2 separate regions of the Homo sapiens genome follow, and region 1 is linked to region 2. Evidence: read pairs that join two places in POLR2A ChIA-PET (ENCODE). Cell type or tissue: MCF 10A. All regions are shown on one strand. Links, peaks and the distances in the headings refer to the core of each region. The heading gives the core; the rest is flanking DNA. Region 1 has its middle 60 kb from the start of TRK-TTT1-1. Region 2 has its middle 22 kb from the start of HCCAT5.

What was found. ChIA-PET counts read pairs that join two places held together with the same protein. Peaks named below come from ENCODE experiments on the same cell type or tissue, not always from the same donor. Only the 100,000 strongest peaks of a DNase experiment are listed, where the experiment ranks them.
Region 1: POLR2A ChIA-PET joins it to region 2 with 5 read pairs; 2 of 35 experiments call an interaction of 5 or more read pairs at or near these places.

The regions. Positions count from the first base shown.
Region 1 is chr16:73,533,740-73,542,072 of GRCh38, reverse strand. It overlaps a transcript of ZFHX3 not described here. Among named protein-coding and RNA genes, the nearest start is that of TRK-TTT1-1, 60 kb to the right of the region's middle. In MCF 10A, for the core only: no CTCF peak of the experiment used is centred there; no DNase peak of the experiment used is centred there.
Region 2 is chr16:73,110,041-73,118,373 of GRCh38, reverse strand. It overlaps a transcript of ZFHX3 not described here. Among named protein-coding and RNA genes, the nearest start is that of HCCAT5, 22 kb to the right of the region's middle. In MCF 10A, for the core only: no CTCF peak of the experiment used is centred there; a DNase peak (open chromatin) is centred at 4,843.

The DNA.
Region 1 (8,333 bases), core at 321-8,320, 420 kb before region 2:
ATCCAAGCATTTTGGGAGGCCGAGGTGGGCAGATCACGAGGTCAAGAGATCGAGACCATCCTGGCCAACATGGTGAAACCCCGTCTCTACTAAAAATACAAAAATTAGCCAGGCACGGTGGCAGGTGCCTATAGTCCTAGCTACTCAGGAGGCTGAGGCAGAAGAATTGCTTTAACCCAGGAGGCAGAGGTTGCGGTGAACCTAGATGTGCCACTGCACTCCAGCCTGGGTGACAGAGTGAGACTCCATCTCAGGGAAAAAAAAAAAAAAAAAAAAAAAAAAAAAAGAGAACCACCAAACAGGAGGGCAGGAGGACAGGGCTGGGAGGGAAGACAGAAGGAGGAATGGCGACTGCACTCCCGTATTTGCCTCGCGAGCCGCCTCTCTCTCATCCAAGCGTCCCATGTAAGGAAAAGGGGTGATGGCAGGACCAGGCATCCGTCTCTGCATGCAGGGACCAAGCACTTGCTCTTGGCATTTTTGGAGCCTCTAGGTCATCTGCCAAATAAATAGAATTGGATTCCTAGTTTTGTGTGTTTGATAGTATGGCTTTTTCTGTTTTATTTTTATTTTTATTTTTATTTTTTTGAGACCAGTCTTGCTGTGTCCCCCAGGCTGGAGTGTAGTGCTGTGATCACAGCTCACTGTAGCCTCGACCTCCTGAGCTCAAGCGATCCTGCCACCTTAGCCTCTTGAGTAGCTGGGACCACAGGTGTGCACCCACAGGCCTGGCTAAGTTTTTAAATTTGTCGTAGAGATGAGGTCTCGCTATGTTGCTCAGGCTGGTCTCAAATTCCTGGCCTTAAGTGATCCTCCCGCCTTGGCCTCCCAAAGTGCTGGGATGATAGCATGTGTTTAATACTTCGTGGGGTCTGTGGAGAGGAGAGTGGGAAGGACACATCAAATCTCACATGAATTTGCTGGGCCCAAAATAAATATTCATAAAGGTGGAGACATGCTCCAGGCTGCAGATGGACGGGTGGAGAATGAGGCTCTGGGTCAGGCTGGCCTGGTGCTTTGGGGTAACTCCTGCTGGGTAGGCAGGGCCAGGGCTGCTGTTTCTGGAAACAGCTGGGGAAACTGGGTCTCTGAGATGACCCCTACCATCTATTCTAAAAGAGCATCTCATTTTCCTGGGTCCAAAATCCCTACATTTAGGAAGCATAGCCCAAGCAGTACGTGCCTGCATCTCTCTGTGGGCCTAGGCTCAGCCCAGCCCTCACTGATGTCCTCAGAGGCCTCTGACAGTGAGCAGGTTGATGGCTTTGCGTGAGAGTGACTCTGGAATTGGCAAATATGGTGTTCACAGTCTTGGTTGCCATTGAGGAGTATGTTCACCGAGCACAGTATCTCATCTAGAAAACAGTGAAGGTGGTGGACAATGAGATGATTTTCAGACTGGTATTATTTAAAGAGCAAGTGGTTAAAAAATACTTGAAAAAGTCAAAGGAAACTGTGTATGCAACTTCTTAGGAGCCAGGGAATGGAATTTTCAGCATAGGAGAAAATAACTCTTGATCCTCTTCCTGCTTTTACTTCTACTCAAATGATTGATCTTTTTTCTCTGTTAAGGCTGGACAATGGAGGCATAGACTAGATTCTCTTAGGAGATTTTGATGCGACTAAAAGTTAGGAGCTGGGATCTTTGGGGACCTGAAGAAAAAAGGGGTTATTTCCTTTGCAGTTTCTTACTGTGAGAGAAAATATATCTTCCTTGAAAATAGATGATTAAAGTGACTTTAACTATTTGGAAAACAAAAAAAGAGTTTCACGTGAAAGCAGGAGTGTTCTGTTTCATTTCTACTCATCTAGGACTTCGCCTAGCCCATATGGTTGTGGAAGCAGTTATTCCTAAGGCCTGCTAAAGACGTTTTCCTCTTGGACCCATATCACATGAAAACCAGCAGGCACGTCAGGCCAAAGAAACATGCATTTTGTTTCAACATGATGTGTCTTCATGAAACATTATGACAATGAGCTCCAACATTCTCCTTCTAATACTAATCACCAAAATATATAGCTTATGGCAGCGTAAGTACTGCTGATTAACAGCGATCATATTTGGAAGACAGACCTCTGCTTTCATAGCACACATGTCCTTAGCAGAGTCTAAATTCCTACCGATATTCATATGTGTGAGTGTGGGGAGAAAAACAGTTTGTCTGTATATACTGGGCGTCGAAAAGCAATTTCTTGCTGCAGTGAGTTTCATGTATTCAGTAACCTTCCATTTATTTGGGTATTATTTGCCGAAAACATTTGGAGGGCTTTGGCATAGGAGTGTAAGAAAACCCAGACCAGGTGTTGATACAGAGCTTCCCTCTTCACACACCGATGGCCCGGACCTACACGGGCAGGCGGTGGAAGAGCCGTCTCTCTTTACTGAACAGCATCAAATAAGGTCAGTAATGCTGCTTGTGCGCCCTTCTTCTTTTATTGTCCATGTTATCGAGGAAACCTATAAAAGTTCCCTCTTTTGATATCTTGACCCACGGTGTTGCTGGCATGCTGCTTTGTGGTTTACAGATTTAAAGAAACAGAGAGGGAAAAGGAGTGAGAGAGAGAGTTTGCCTGAGGTAATAAACAGCGGTATAAGGCCAGAGGCCTTATAAAAAAAAAAAAAAAAAAAAAAAAAAAAAGAAGAAGAGGAAGGGAAAAAAATTTAAAAAAAGAGAAGAAGCAGCCATAGCAACAAGGAAGTTTAGAAATGTTCAGGGGGTTGGGGGCTTGCAGGAGAGGCGGGTGGGCGCGTAAAATCAGTTTCACCTGATAACAATGTGGAATCGAATTCTGGACATTCCCAAACTCATGGCTTGAATGCAGGGATAGGTGTACTATGCACGTGTCCACCAGGCCACACAGTCACAGAAGAAATACTTGGAAGCCCATAGATACCCTTGTTCAATTCTCCTAGTTTTCAAAGGCAAAAAAAAAAGAAAGAAAGAAAAAAAGAAAGCTGTTTGATAACATAGGCTATTAGTTTCTGTTTTTAGTGGGAATTTAAAATTCAATGCTGTCATTTCCCCCTACATACAATCTTCCCTCTCTGGATCATACCTGCTTAGGGGACACATCGCACGTACCTCCTGCCTCATGTGTTACAGGTATTGTTTCTGCCAATAAGGTATCTCAGAGACTTTGGATTTGACTAATGCTTTTAGGTTAGTCCACTGAGGTAGTCACTGTACAGTCTGTATCGTTTGCACTGACCTATCCAAGACATGTTTATTGAAAAGATGGCAGAAAATGGTGCTGCATTGTTATTGTCGTTTGCCCGATGACTAAGGAGCGCAGATCTATCTGTTCACTTTTTCTGACGGCTTCCATATGAGGTGTCAAGCTTGCGAAGGTGGGATTTCTAAACTCTCATGTCTCCGCTGTATTAACCAATGGGCATGTGGCAGACGTGAGGAATTAGGGGCTGCGCAAGAAACGAGGCCATTTGCATGGGAGATGGGGACATTTGTGTGTTACTTTCCCAGATCTTTTGTCCAAATGTCTCCTCTCATCCTTGCTTTGGTAGGAGATAAGATTATTTCCTTGGCAAGGAAAGAAAACTTACATGACTTTTTCAGGGAGATGTCATTTTAGAAATAAATATTGAAGCTTTTTTTTCTAAAATGCAATTAATGATGTACTTCACGCAATTAATGATGATACCTTCAGAGCTGAAATTGAGGTTGATTACTCAAGTAGAGGGTGACTTTTTTTTATTTTTCATGAACTTTTAATTATATTTTATTTCAATAGCCTTTGGTGAAATTTTTTTCCAAACTCTGTGTAGCAGAGGAAACAGAAGAGGGCCTAAGATGAAAAACTGGTGACATGAAGTCTTTTCCATTTTTTTATTTTAGGCTGACTAGTGTTAAAAAACACACACACAATGATATAACAGTCATTGACGTGATATGTACATGTGCTGCCGTGATGAGGTGCTGCGTGATGACTTGCTGCTCATATTCATTGCTCAGAATGTTCTTATATGATCACTTGGACATTCCATCTGTTTATTTGCACAGTTTACTCAGAAAAAAAGAAATCAGAATGCAAAAATGACCAGTCAGCATGACTCTAGAAAACATTTAAAGCAGTGAGCCCCATATATGAAGAATGAAGGCAAGGGTAAGAGTTACTTTTAGTAATGGCCTTTTCAAGATTGTATCGATAAGTCGAATTCCAAGATACTACTTTGTGGCTTGATAGTCCATAGGATTTCAAAAAAGCCACGACCCTAAATGGTCAGCTTTTGTCCCTTCACCACATGTCATATCTTCCTGGTTAGGTATAAAAGCATTCTGACTTGTGGCACCAGCATCTTTTCATGGGACTCCTGAAGAATGAACTGCTTCAGGTGTGGAGAGGGACTTGGACTACTGACTCATCTTTGGATCCTCAGGCTTCGCCTTCCCATTAAGCACAATTGTAGCCTCTATATTTGCTGATCTTACAGGCTACTTGTTTAAGTCATTAAGAAGTGATCTGTAATCCCAGCACTTTGGGAGGCCGAGGCGGGTGAATCACGAGGTCAGAAGATCAAGACCATCCTGGCCAACATGGCGAAACCCCATCTCTACTAGAAATACAAACAATTAGCCGGGCGTGGCAGCACGTGCCTGTAGTCCCAGCTACTTGGGAGGCTGAGACAGGCGAATCACTTGAACCCAGGAGGCAGAGGGTGCAATGAGTCAAGATCGCGCCACTGCACTCCAGCCTGGGCAACAGAGTGAGACTAAAAAAAAAAAAAAAAAAAAAAAAAAAGAAGAAGAAAGAAGTGACTTTAGATTTAGAGCCGGAATCAGAACACAAGAAAACATTCCTGAGCTTTCTCCTCTTAGGGCTGAAAGTGGTATTGGTGATGCTGAACTCTGAGCCATCAGCTGCTGAAGTTTTAAAGATAAGCATCAGCCCAAAGCATCATGTCTACTTAGGGCTTGGATACTCTGTGTTGAGAGAATAAATTCAATTGGTCATAACTGAGACAGGTCTCTTATTCGCCCAGCATGTGATGAAATAGATAACTTATTGCTGGTATCTCTTGGATGCTCAGCTCAGATAAACCCTAAGGCAAATTAACATGAAGTTGAAAGGTAGGATTGGCCGCTGCTCACTGTGTGAGTTTCTTTCTTTCTTTTTTTTTAATAAAGAATGTCATTGAATTAACCTATGCAAATACATCTTCCCAAATAATAAAACACAGATCCCTTAGTTAAATGTGTGCCTACCATGTATTGCTCTCATTTTAATAACAGCAGATTAGTTCCTCCTGTCCCGGAGCCTGGAAACATAGTCCTCTGACAAATCCGGACTCTCGTGGGCTACGCAGGAGTGAGACGGAGAAAACCTCATGTGCCAGGAACAGCTGTAGAGAATCAAGCCTAACTGATGTGATGTTTTCCTGGGTGTGTCCTGGGTATCATTTTAGGTGGCACACACAGCAACATTGCTTAAAAATAGCTTATTTAATCGAAAGTGTATGAAAATATGATTAACATATTAAATCCATGATTTTATAGATACTTTGACTTAGGTTACAATTAAATGAGGTTATACTTTATGCAGATGGAAGGAATTGCATTTCTTTTCTGCAGTGCATTGACTTTGGTGGCACACTGTTGCAGCAAGAATAATGAAAGTGATGTGTCTAAAGTTAGCGAATGATGACTTTTTGGGTAACACTGGCCAATGTAAACTGAGGCTGTAGCTCCCAAAATTTTCACTACCAAGAACCTGTTTTATTATTTTTTCCTGGTGTGAACTTCATATTTTGAATGTTTTTTAAAATTATATTTTTTCTGATATAAACTTTATATTTTGAAAATGTTTTAGACTTACATAAATGCACTTATTATGTAGTAATTCACTTTTCTATTTAAAGATAGCTATACCTGTAGAGAAGCATCAAGTAATCGGTGTGCCTGACTGCACTGGTGTAACTCCAGCCAACCCCAATCAACTAAGCATAATATATGCTGAGAACACTTGTTTGCAAGTATCTAAAACCATCTCCAGCTTACACAGTGATAGAAAATTTGTATTAAAGATGGGGGGCTTGGCCGAGAGCGGTGGCTCACACCTGTAATCCCAGCACTTTGGGAGGCTGAGGCGGGCGGATCCTGAGGTCAGGAGATAGAGACCATCCTGGCTAACATGGTGAAACCCCGTCTCTACTAAAAGTAAAAAAAATTAGCCGGGCATAGTGGGGAGCGCCTGTAGTCCCAGCTGCTCAGGAGGCTGAGACAGGAGAATCGCTTGAGCCCAGGAGGTGGAGGTTGCAGTGAGCCGAGATCACACCATTGCACTCCAGCCTGGCTAACAGAGGGAGACTCCTTCTAAGAAAAAAAAAAAAAAAAGATAGGGGGCACATAGAACCCAAGGGCCAACCCTCTGAAATAGCTGGAGTCAGGAATTGAAAGGTGATGGGCACCACAGGCAGAATTTTTTCTTGGTCTCTTATTGCTGCTTCTCTTTGCAGATCATTATTCTCTCAGTAGACTCTTTTCCTACTACCCTGTCCTCATGGGAGATGGAGAGTGTCTGTCCACAGTTCCCAACTTCATACTCCAGCAATGTGGAAAACTGGTTCTTGAAGGTTTAACTCCCTGTCTCTAGGGGAGACCCTGATTGACCCCATTTGGGTCAGATAGCCACTCAGATCTCACCAGTGGTGCACTGAACTCTCCTCATACCAGCTCCCAAGAGTGGATTGTTAAATTCCTAAGAATTTTGATGAGAAGGTTGTTAAACACAACATTTATTAAAAATGAAATTAAACTTACGATTAAATAACAATTACTCAAAACTGATTGCTTCCTAATTATTTTAATACATTTTACTCTTATTTGTGCTTTTGAAGTTATATATGCCTATTGCATTTCTGGTGAAATTAGGCTATTATGGGGTGCTACTTATTGTACAACTTTTGAGCTCTCCATTCAGGGACATAGTGTCGGAAAGTTGAAATCAACCACAGTGGGAGAATTTACACCAGGGAAATCGGCTAACACTACAAATCAAAGTTTTTTGCTTTTTTTTTTCCTCAAGAGTTGGTTGTCAGGCATTTACCATCACATCGCTTAATCAAATCCCCTCTAGGTGGCTATGGGGCCTGCTTCCTCTCCCCGTGAAAAGGGCACTAACAGCATCCCACTCCATGCATGGGTCATGAGAGTGAGATGATTGGGGAGTCACTGTGAGATGGATTATACCCACCAAAATCTAAAGGTTTCCTTATGTACAAAGAAAATATCCTGGTGATTATTCATTTGTCTTTACATCTGATGTTATAAAATGCCACAAGAAAGACTCAGACACACAATTTGGCAACTGTGACGATTACGATGATGGCGGTAGTGATGGTGTGGCAGCTAACATTTATTGTGCATTATTTTGAGAGCTTTATGTATATGAAGCTCATTTGATCCTCAGAACACCTATCATTCAAACCAAATGCAATTTAATTCAGCAAGTATTTATCAAGTACCTAATATCTGCCAGCTACTGTTCTAAAAGTGTGAGATCTATCAGTGAGCAAAATAGAGATCCCTTTGTGGTTACATTCCTTCTGGGGCAGACAAACGATAAACACCATAAAGTTACACATTATAGCATGTAGTAGAAGGTGATGCATGAGATGGAATAAAGCCGAGAGAGACAGAAGGGTAAGAGAAACTGAAAGGTCTGGAGTTGGTGGCAGGTTGCAATTTTAAATGGGATGGTTAGGGTAGAACTCATTGAGAGGATATTTAAGCAAAGAGTTGAAGGAGGCGAAAGCATTGCCTTTGTGGATATTTAAGGAGAAGAGCATTCCAGGGAGAGAGAACTGCAAGTACAAAGGCCCTAAAGTGGAAGTATACTTTGTGTGTTAAAGAAACATTGAAGAATTCACCATGGCTGGAGCTGAATGGGCAAGGGGAAGAGAAGTAGGAGGTCATAGAGGTAAGGGAGGTGGGTGTTAGATCACCTTGCAGGCCCTTGTAAGAACATGGGCTTTTACCTTGAATGAAAGGAGGAGCCATCTGACGACCTTGAGCAGAGGAGTAACATGATCTCACCTGGGTTTCAGATGAGATCAGAAGGATTTCTCTGGCTTTTGGGTTGAGAATAGGCAGCACGAAAGCAAGGGCAGATCAAGGGCTATTGCCATGATCTAGGTGAGAAATGCTGTTAGCACTGACTAGGGTGGCAGCAATGGGGAGATAAGAAGTGGTTGGGGTTGGATTCTGTGTACATTTAGGAGGAAGCACCAAGAAGATTTCCTGATGGGTTAGAAGAAGGCTGTAAAAGAGAGGGAGTTCAAGATGACCTCCCAGTACTTTTTTCTTGAGCAAATGGAG
Region 2 (8,333 bases), core at 330-8,329:
AGGCAGGCATGGTGGCACACATCTATAATCCCAGCTATTCAGGAGGCTGAGGCACGAGAATCACTTGAACCTAGGAGTTGGAGGTTGCAGCGAGCCGAAATTGTGCCACTGCACTCTAGCCTGGGTAACAGAGTGAGACTGTCTCAACAACAACAAAAAAAACTAAGAACAAAAAATAATTAAGACCTCTGGCAATAGAAAGAATTCTTGGTATCTAATATAGACCACAGAGGGTCCTCTTTGTCCATCTGTCCTTCATGGGCATCTCTGAGGAAGGCAATGGGAACATGCATTCTCTGAGGACTGTACTGCTTTAGCAATTCACTACCTCTGGTGTGATTTTGGGGGTGTCTTAGTTAGTTCAGGCTGCCATAACAAACAACTCTAGACTGGATGGCTTATAAACAACAGAAATGTATTTCACATGGTTCTGGAGGCTGGGAAGTCCAAGATGAAGGCACCAGCAGATTTGGTTTCTGGTGAGGGCTCACTTCCTGGTTCATAGACAGTCATCTTTTCTGTGTCCTCATATGGTAGAAGGGGCAAGGGAGCTCTCTCTCAGGCCTTTTTTATAAGGGCACTAATCCTATTTGTGAGGGTTCCACCCTCATGACCTAATGACCTCCCAAAGGCCTCACCTTCAAATACCATCATATTAGGGGTTAGGATTTTAACATGTGAATTTAGGTGGGGACACATTGGGTCTATAGCAGGAGGCTAGAGATTGACCTAAAGTACACCTAACAATTTAAACAATTGCAGACTATTGTCACCCTTTCTTGCCATTTCTTTAGCAATACTCATCCCCCCAAAAACTAATAGGCTTTTCATATTTTTGCCTCTAGACAACTCCATTGGGTCGTAACCATAGTCAGAGGTTTTGTTTGATCATGTGTTTTCAACCTGGAAATTTCTACTTTCTGGCCCCAAATCTCTATGCTTCACCTGTCTACTAGTTTTCAAATTTTTTGGCCATGACCCATAATGAGAATGAATTTACTTCATGACCTAGTATACAATTATGCATGTGCATATTGGTATGTATTTATGTATAACTAAATCATAAGTTTTATTATACAACAGTATTTATGGCCACTACATGGGTTACATGCTAATAGTTTCTATTCTGTTGAAAGAGGAAGGAAGGAAAGAAGGGAAGGAGGGAAGAAGGAAGGAAAGAGGGAAGGAAAGAAGGAAAAAGAAAAGAAAAAACAAGCCAGTAACAATCCATCAAATTGAGTTTATAGTCCACTAATGTGTCATACCTAGAGTTTGAAGCACTACCTTTAGTTCAGGCCTAGTGTGTGGCCTCTTCCTTCATTTTAGCCTTTGCTTTGTAGGAAATAAAGACAATAGCCTTGGGTAGGCAGATTCTTATTTCTTCATGCCCTCAGACTGTTCCCAGACACTTCACAAAGCACATGCATCCCCCTTGCTTAGACAGACAATGTTCACCAGAACAAGCCGGGAGACAGCCTAGGATGAGGCAGGCCAGGCTTTTTCTGTGTTCTCATCTCATCTTCTGAGAACCCTCCCCATTCCTGCGTGAATAAACTGGGTTTGAGATAGAAAAATGTGGTTTTTCCAGCCCTGCAGTACCCAGGGTTAGGACTTTTGGTCATTTAAATTACAGGCCACAGGTGGAAAGAACCTCTCTTAGCCAACCAGAGTCCTTTGACTTCTTGCTGGAAAACAGAGCACCTTCAGCCTGCCTCCCAAAGTGCTTCATTGAAGGCTGCTGGAAGAAGCCAACCCACTCCAACATCCTGAATTTTTTCTGCTAAACTAAGCTTTGATAGGTACATGGTCTGCATCCCCAGGTACAAAAAATGACAGTTTCATCCTCAGCAAAATGGAGGCCTCCAGCTTCCCAGCCTGGAGTCTGGCACCCTCCCCAGCCACTTCTGGCCTTCTCCACTTGCGATTCCACAATGTAGGGAGTGTTTGTTACACATTTCTGGTTCAAACTCTCATTCCTCCTCTTGAGAACTAGCCTTTCTTCTCCAAGCCCTCCTTGTCCTAAGAAAATGCCTGTGAGTGAGTAACTGTCAGCAAATCCCCATTAATGAGGTAGTCAGAATTTTCAAGGGACACTCCCCCGCCACCCACCCACTCAACCCGGCTCTGGAGTACGTGGATTTCATCTGGGAGACTCTTGAAGGTAGGAACAGTTTTCAAGACCCAAAGGGCATAAGCACTAAAGGCAGGATGAAGCAGTGGAAGCAGAGAGCAACATTTTTTTTTTTTTTTTTTGAGACAGAGTTTCGCTCTTGTTGCCCAGGCTGGAGTACACTGGCATGATCTCTGCTCACCGCAACCTCCGCCTCCTGGGTTCAAGTGATTCCCCTGCCTCAGCCTCCTGAGTAGCTGGGATTACAGGCATGCATCACCACGCCCGGCTAATTTTGTATTTTAACAGAGACGGGGTTTCTCCATGATGTTGGTCAGGCTGTTCTGCAACTCCTCACCTCAGATGATCCATCCTCCTTGGCCTCCCAAAGTGCTGGGATTACAGGCATGAGCCACTGTACCTGGCCAGAGCAACCTTTTAGAACCAGGCAACCCTGGACTTGATTAGTGGCTCCATCACAAACAATGTGAACTTGAACAAGTTATCTCACTAAGCTTCAGTTTCCTCATCTGTGAAACTGTCTATAGCAGTGCCTCCTATAATTGTGAGGGCCAAATGAAAGACGTAAAGCATCTAGCCCTACGCCTGCCCTTGAGGAGGTGCTCCAAAAAAGTTGCTATCTGGTTCTAGAAGCAAGGAGATGCTAGAAGGTGGGAGATGCTGAAGGAAGCCAAGTATGGACATTGGACTCTTCAGAGAGGGTCTCATTCTGTCACCCTGGCTGGAGTGCAGTGGCATGATCCCGGTTCACTGCAGCCTCGACCTCCCAGGTTCAAGCAATCCTCCCCACCTCAGTCTCCCAAATAGCTGGGACTATAGGCACACGCCACCACACCCAGCTGATTTTTTTTTTTTTTTTTTTTTTGTAGAGATAGGGTCCCATTATGTTGTCCAGGCTGGTCTCAAACTCCTAGACTCAAGCGAGCCTCCTGCCTAAGCCTCCCAAAGTGCTGGGATTACAGGCATGAGCCATCACGCCTGGCCTGGACCCCGTAATCTTGGGGCAGTGGTAGACCTTGGATCCCTGGAGTCGGACTTAATGGTCTCCCGCAAGGCACCAACTCAGCAGCGTCTGCTGAGACTTGGAGATGAGGGGCAGCCAGGATCAGGGTCTGGTTTCTCCGGCAGTTGGTCCTGAACTTCAAGACATTGGCTACCCCAAGAATTGCTGGTGGCCAACAAAGAAGGCCTAGGGAGAGAAGCTGAAGACAGCTGCTTCTATGACAGTAGACTCTTGAGGAATCGCTATAGAAGGGCCTGGGGCCCCAGGGTAGAAATTGCAATCAGCTAGGCATGGTGGCATGCGCCTGTAGTCCCTACAGCTTGGGAGGCTGAGGTGGGAGGATTTCTTGAGCCCAGTAGTATGAGACCAGCCTGAGCAACACAGCAAGACCCCATCTCTTTAAAAACAAACTAAAATTAGGAAATAGCAGTAATCCTTTGCCTGTGAGTTGCCCTTGTGATCAAAGACAGGCTGGCCATTCACAAGGTGGCAAAACTTATTTCCTTGCAGAAAATTGCTAGTTTTCCCATTTTATTTTTTTTATTTTACTTTACGTTTTTTGAGACAGGGTCTCACTGTGTCGCCTAGGTTGGAGTGCAGTGACGCAGTCATGGCTCACTACAGCCTCGACCTCCTGGGCTCAAGGGATCCTCCCAGCTCACCCTCCTGAGTAGCTGGGACTGCAGGCATGTGCCACCATGCCTGGCTAGTTTTTAAATCTTTTTCATAGAGATGGGGGTCTCACTATGTTGCCCAGGTTGGTCTTAAACTCCTGGCCTCAAGTGATCCTCTCACCTTGGCCTCCCAAAGTGCTGTGATTACAGGCATGAACCACCATGACTGACAGTTTACCCAATTTCTGATAACAACCTAAGGGGTGATTAATAAAGAATATTAAAAAGGTAACTTTAGTTAAGAAAATTCCAACTTATCTTCAACCATAGTGTGAGACCATCACCAAATAGCCTCAGAAAATGAGTAACATACAGGCAAAATCCATTCCCTTGAAAGTTTCCAGCCAGACACGGTGGCTCATGCCTGAATCCCAACACTTTGGGAGGTTGAAGTGGGAGGGTCACTTGAGCCCAGGAGTTCGAGACCAGCCTGGGCAACAGAGTGAGACCCCCATCTCTTAAAAAAAAATGGCCGGGCACAGCAGCTCACGTCGGTAATCCCAGCACTTTGGGAGGCCGAGGCGAGCAGATCACAAGGTCAGGAGATGGAGACCATCCTGGCTAACATGGTGAAACCCCATCTCTACTAAAAATACAAAAAAATTAGCTGGGCATGGTAGTGGGTGCCTGTAGTCCCAGCTACTCAGGGAGGCTGAGGCAGGAGAATGGCTTGAACCCAAGAGGTGGAGCTTGCAGTAAGCAGAGATCGCGCCACTGCACTCCAGCCTGGGTGACACAGCAAGACTCTGTCTAAAAAAAAAAAAAAAAAAAAGTTTCCAAAAAAGAGTCTTGGTCATGAGAAAAACTATTTGTTTTAACCTTCCGCCCATGTAATGTAGAAATGGATGCATCATACCCCATTAGTAGGAACCAAGACCCGCCATCCGTGTTTAATTCCACTTTCTCATATCTCTTCTAGAATGTTCCTTCCTGTGCATTTGTTGCTGGCATTCACCTCCTTGCCTCTTCCCAGTAGCTCACGTAGTGGGTGTATGATTATAGCCCATGGGATTCTTGCATAATTGTAATTACTCACATTAAAGCAAGGCCTCGAAGGATGCCTCATTCTCCAGGCTGTCATGTGGACATGGGTGTGGATAGACGTGGGCCGTATTTATTGTGGCCTGTGATTTTTAATTTCTTAGAGGCAGCTTTATGAAAGCTGGCAGGAATTTTTGTACTTCCTCAGGCCTTTTGCTAATCCTCAATGACAACTTGTTCTTAATTTCCCAGGCCAGTTTATTGACCTCTGGGACGTGGTGAAAGATCTTATATTGTTCCTTCCTAGGAATATATAATGTCTCCTTCCTCCCTTCACTTCCTCTGGCAGCTTCTCCACCTCCTCGCCTGGTTCCATCTCCCACTCTCTTTCTCCAGGCCTCTTGCCCTCCTCTCCTGCTCTCCTTCTTTCTGACCTTCTCTTTCTCTAACTCCTCTTCTCTCTTCCTCCTCTCATTCCCTCTTTCTTTCTCATATTCTCTCTCTCCTTTCTCCCAAAGACTAATCCGGCTGGTTTGCTGGATCTTAGGGAAAATCCCTAAGAAGTTAGGGATTTTCAAAGTTTGTCTGAAGAGCCAAAGTTTGTCCAGTGAACCAAGGCGCAGGGCTGCTGTGGGTGCTGGGTCCAAAGTGTGCAGGATAACTCCAGGGCGGGCCTGGCTCCGATGGGGCTGTGCAGCCGCTCACCTGGTCAGCCAGGCCCCAGGGGCAGCAGCTAGGACCCTCCTCCCTGGATGCAGAGGAATGTGGGTGGGGTCTGGGCTGCTTCTCTCCGCCCTTCACTAACCTTCCCCTTTCTCAGTCTACTGGGGGAAAGCACTTACTTTTTTTTTTTTTTTTTTTTTTTTTTTGAGATGGAGTCTCACGCCGTCGCCCAGGCTGGAGTGCAGTGGCGCGATCTCAGCTCACTGCAACCTCCACCTCCCGGGTTCAAGAGATTCTCCTGCCTCAGTAGCCTCCCGAGTAGCTGGGATTACAGACATGTGCCACCACGCCCGGCTAATTTTTGTATTTTTAGTAGAGACAGGGTTTCACCATGTTGCCCAGGCTGGTCTCAAACTCCTGACCTCAGGTGATCCACCCACCTCAGCCTCCCAAAGTGCTGGGATTACAGGTGCCAGCCACTGGGTTCGGCCTTTTTAAAATTTTTTTAAATCCTTCCTGCCTGGCTTTGTTGTCATCCTTTTAATTTATGAGACTAGGACTCCCAAAGCTCCTTGCCTCACAGGCCCTGCCCTTCTTCCCTTCCTTCCGTTTTTCTCTGTCTTCCTATTGTGTCGACTCCTCTGTAGGCTCCTGCTTGGGGTTCTGCCTCTCTTTCTCTCATTATCCCACCCCTCTCTTCTTCTCTGTCTTCCCTTTTTCTCTCCTTCTTATCCCTCTTGAGATCAGGTGCCATGGGCAGACAGGAGCAGAGAGAAATGGAAAACTCTGGAGAGAAGTTTGTCCAACATGCCCGGGGCATCTCCCCAGGTGTTTTCTAGAGCACCTCTAGAAAAGGAGGAAAAGGACTATGCACCACCTAGACCCACCAGTGTAAGATTCTACAACTGCAAACCTGTTCTCCAGTCCCCTCTAAAGCGATTCTTGGTAGAGGACGGTCAGTGGGCTTTGGAGTCAGGAAGGACTAAGTTTGAATCCAGGTTCCTTGAGAACTTACACGAATTTGTTAAACCTCGTTTTCCCATCCATAAAATGGGGACAAGAAATGCTTCTTGGAGTTTCAAAAACTAAATGAAATAGCATATATGGCAAGGGTTTAGAATGTGTTAGGTGCACGGCGAATCCCTCCCTCTCTCCTTCCCTTCCTCCCTTCCTTCCTCCCTCCCTCTGTCCTTTTCTTTTCTTTCCTTTCTTTCTTCCTTTCTCTCTCTCCTTCCTTCCTTCCTCTCTTTCGCTCTCTCCTTCCTTCCTTCCTCTCTTTCTCTCTCTTCTTTCTCTCTCTCTTTCTTTCTGTCTTTCTTTCTTCCCTCCCTCCCTCCCTCACAGAGAATATGGAATCTGTAAAGACTTAGGATAAACAGCAAAGCTTGGCAGTTGAAACATAGGAGAGTGTAGAGTTCCTTTTATTCCTTTCTGAATGGGTTGGTGCAATTTCCTATAGACAGCAAGAGCCCCCAGGTCAACTTTTATTCTGTGTATGCTGTGTAACTGTATTTGATTCTTTAATGTTTAAATAGTGGCTGCTTCCCCTAAGCTGGCATGATTGTTAGACCTCCCATTAGTGTGTTTATTTATTTTTAATTTCACTAGCAATGTGTCAAAACATTCTCAAGGGAAAAAACAAAAACAAAAGCAGAATCGAATAGGATAATAGAAAAATGCTGGCCGGGTGCAGTGGCTCACGCCTGTAATCCCAACTCTTTGGAAGGCTGAGGCAGACAGATCACTTGAGGCCAGGAGATCGAGACCAGCCTGACCAACATGGTGAAACCTCGTCTCTACTAAAAATACAAAAATTAGCCGGGCGTGGTGGTGCGCACCTGTACTCCCAGCTACTCAGGAGTCTGGGGCAGGAGAATCGCTTGAACTCAGGAGCCGGAGGTTGCAGTGAGCCGAGATCATGCCACTGTACTCTGGCCTGGGCAACAGAGTGAGACTCCATCTCAAAAAAAAACATAAAATCATAAAATCATAAAATGCATCCTTACTGTTATTATTCTGCAACTTGGTCATTTGTTTATTTATTAGTTTAACATGCTAGGCCAGGCACGGTGGTTCACACCTATAATCCCAGCAATTTGGAAAGCCAAGGCAGGCAGATCACGTGAGCCCAGAACTTCAAGACCATACTGGCCAACAATGGGAGACCCTATCTCTACAAAAAATTAAAAAATTAGCTGGCTGTGTTGATACGCACCTGTAGTCCCAGCTACTCGGGAGGCAGGGGTGGGAGGATCATTTGGACCCAGGAGGTTGAGGCTGAGCTATGATCGAGCCACTGTACTTCAGCATGGGTGACAGAGCAAGACCCTGTCTCCAAAAAAAGCTGGGACAAAATACAAAGAATTAGTGATCCTGTGTAAAGAGTGTATGGAAATTTTAGGAGTGTTTTTTGTAATTTTTCTTAAAACTTGAATTATATATGTTTTTAAAATTACATAATAAATACAAAGTCATGTCAGGGAAATTCAGGTTAAAATATCACTGATGTATCTTTTATTACAATTGAATTGTCACAAACAAAATTATATTATCCAAGGACCAAGGAAAGGGCATACTCAGATACTACTGTTTCATGTGCAAATAGACACAACCTGTTTGAATGTATCTTACTGAGATACTTGCACAAGTACATGAGAAAATGTATAAGGATTTTTAGGATTTAAAAGTAAAACAAATGAAACTCTTCTTTTTTTTTTTTTGAGACAGTCTCGCTCTGTCACCCAGGCTGGAGTGCAGTGGCGCAATCTCAGCTCACTGCAAGCTCCACCTCCCAGGTTCACGCCATTCTCCTGCCTCAGCCTCCTGAGTAGCTTTTTGTATTTTTAGTAGAGATGGGGTTTCACCATGTGAGCCAGGATGG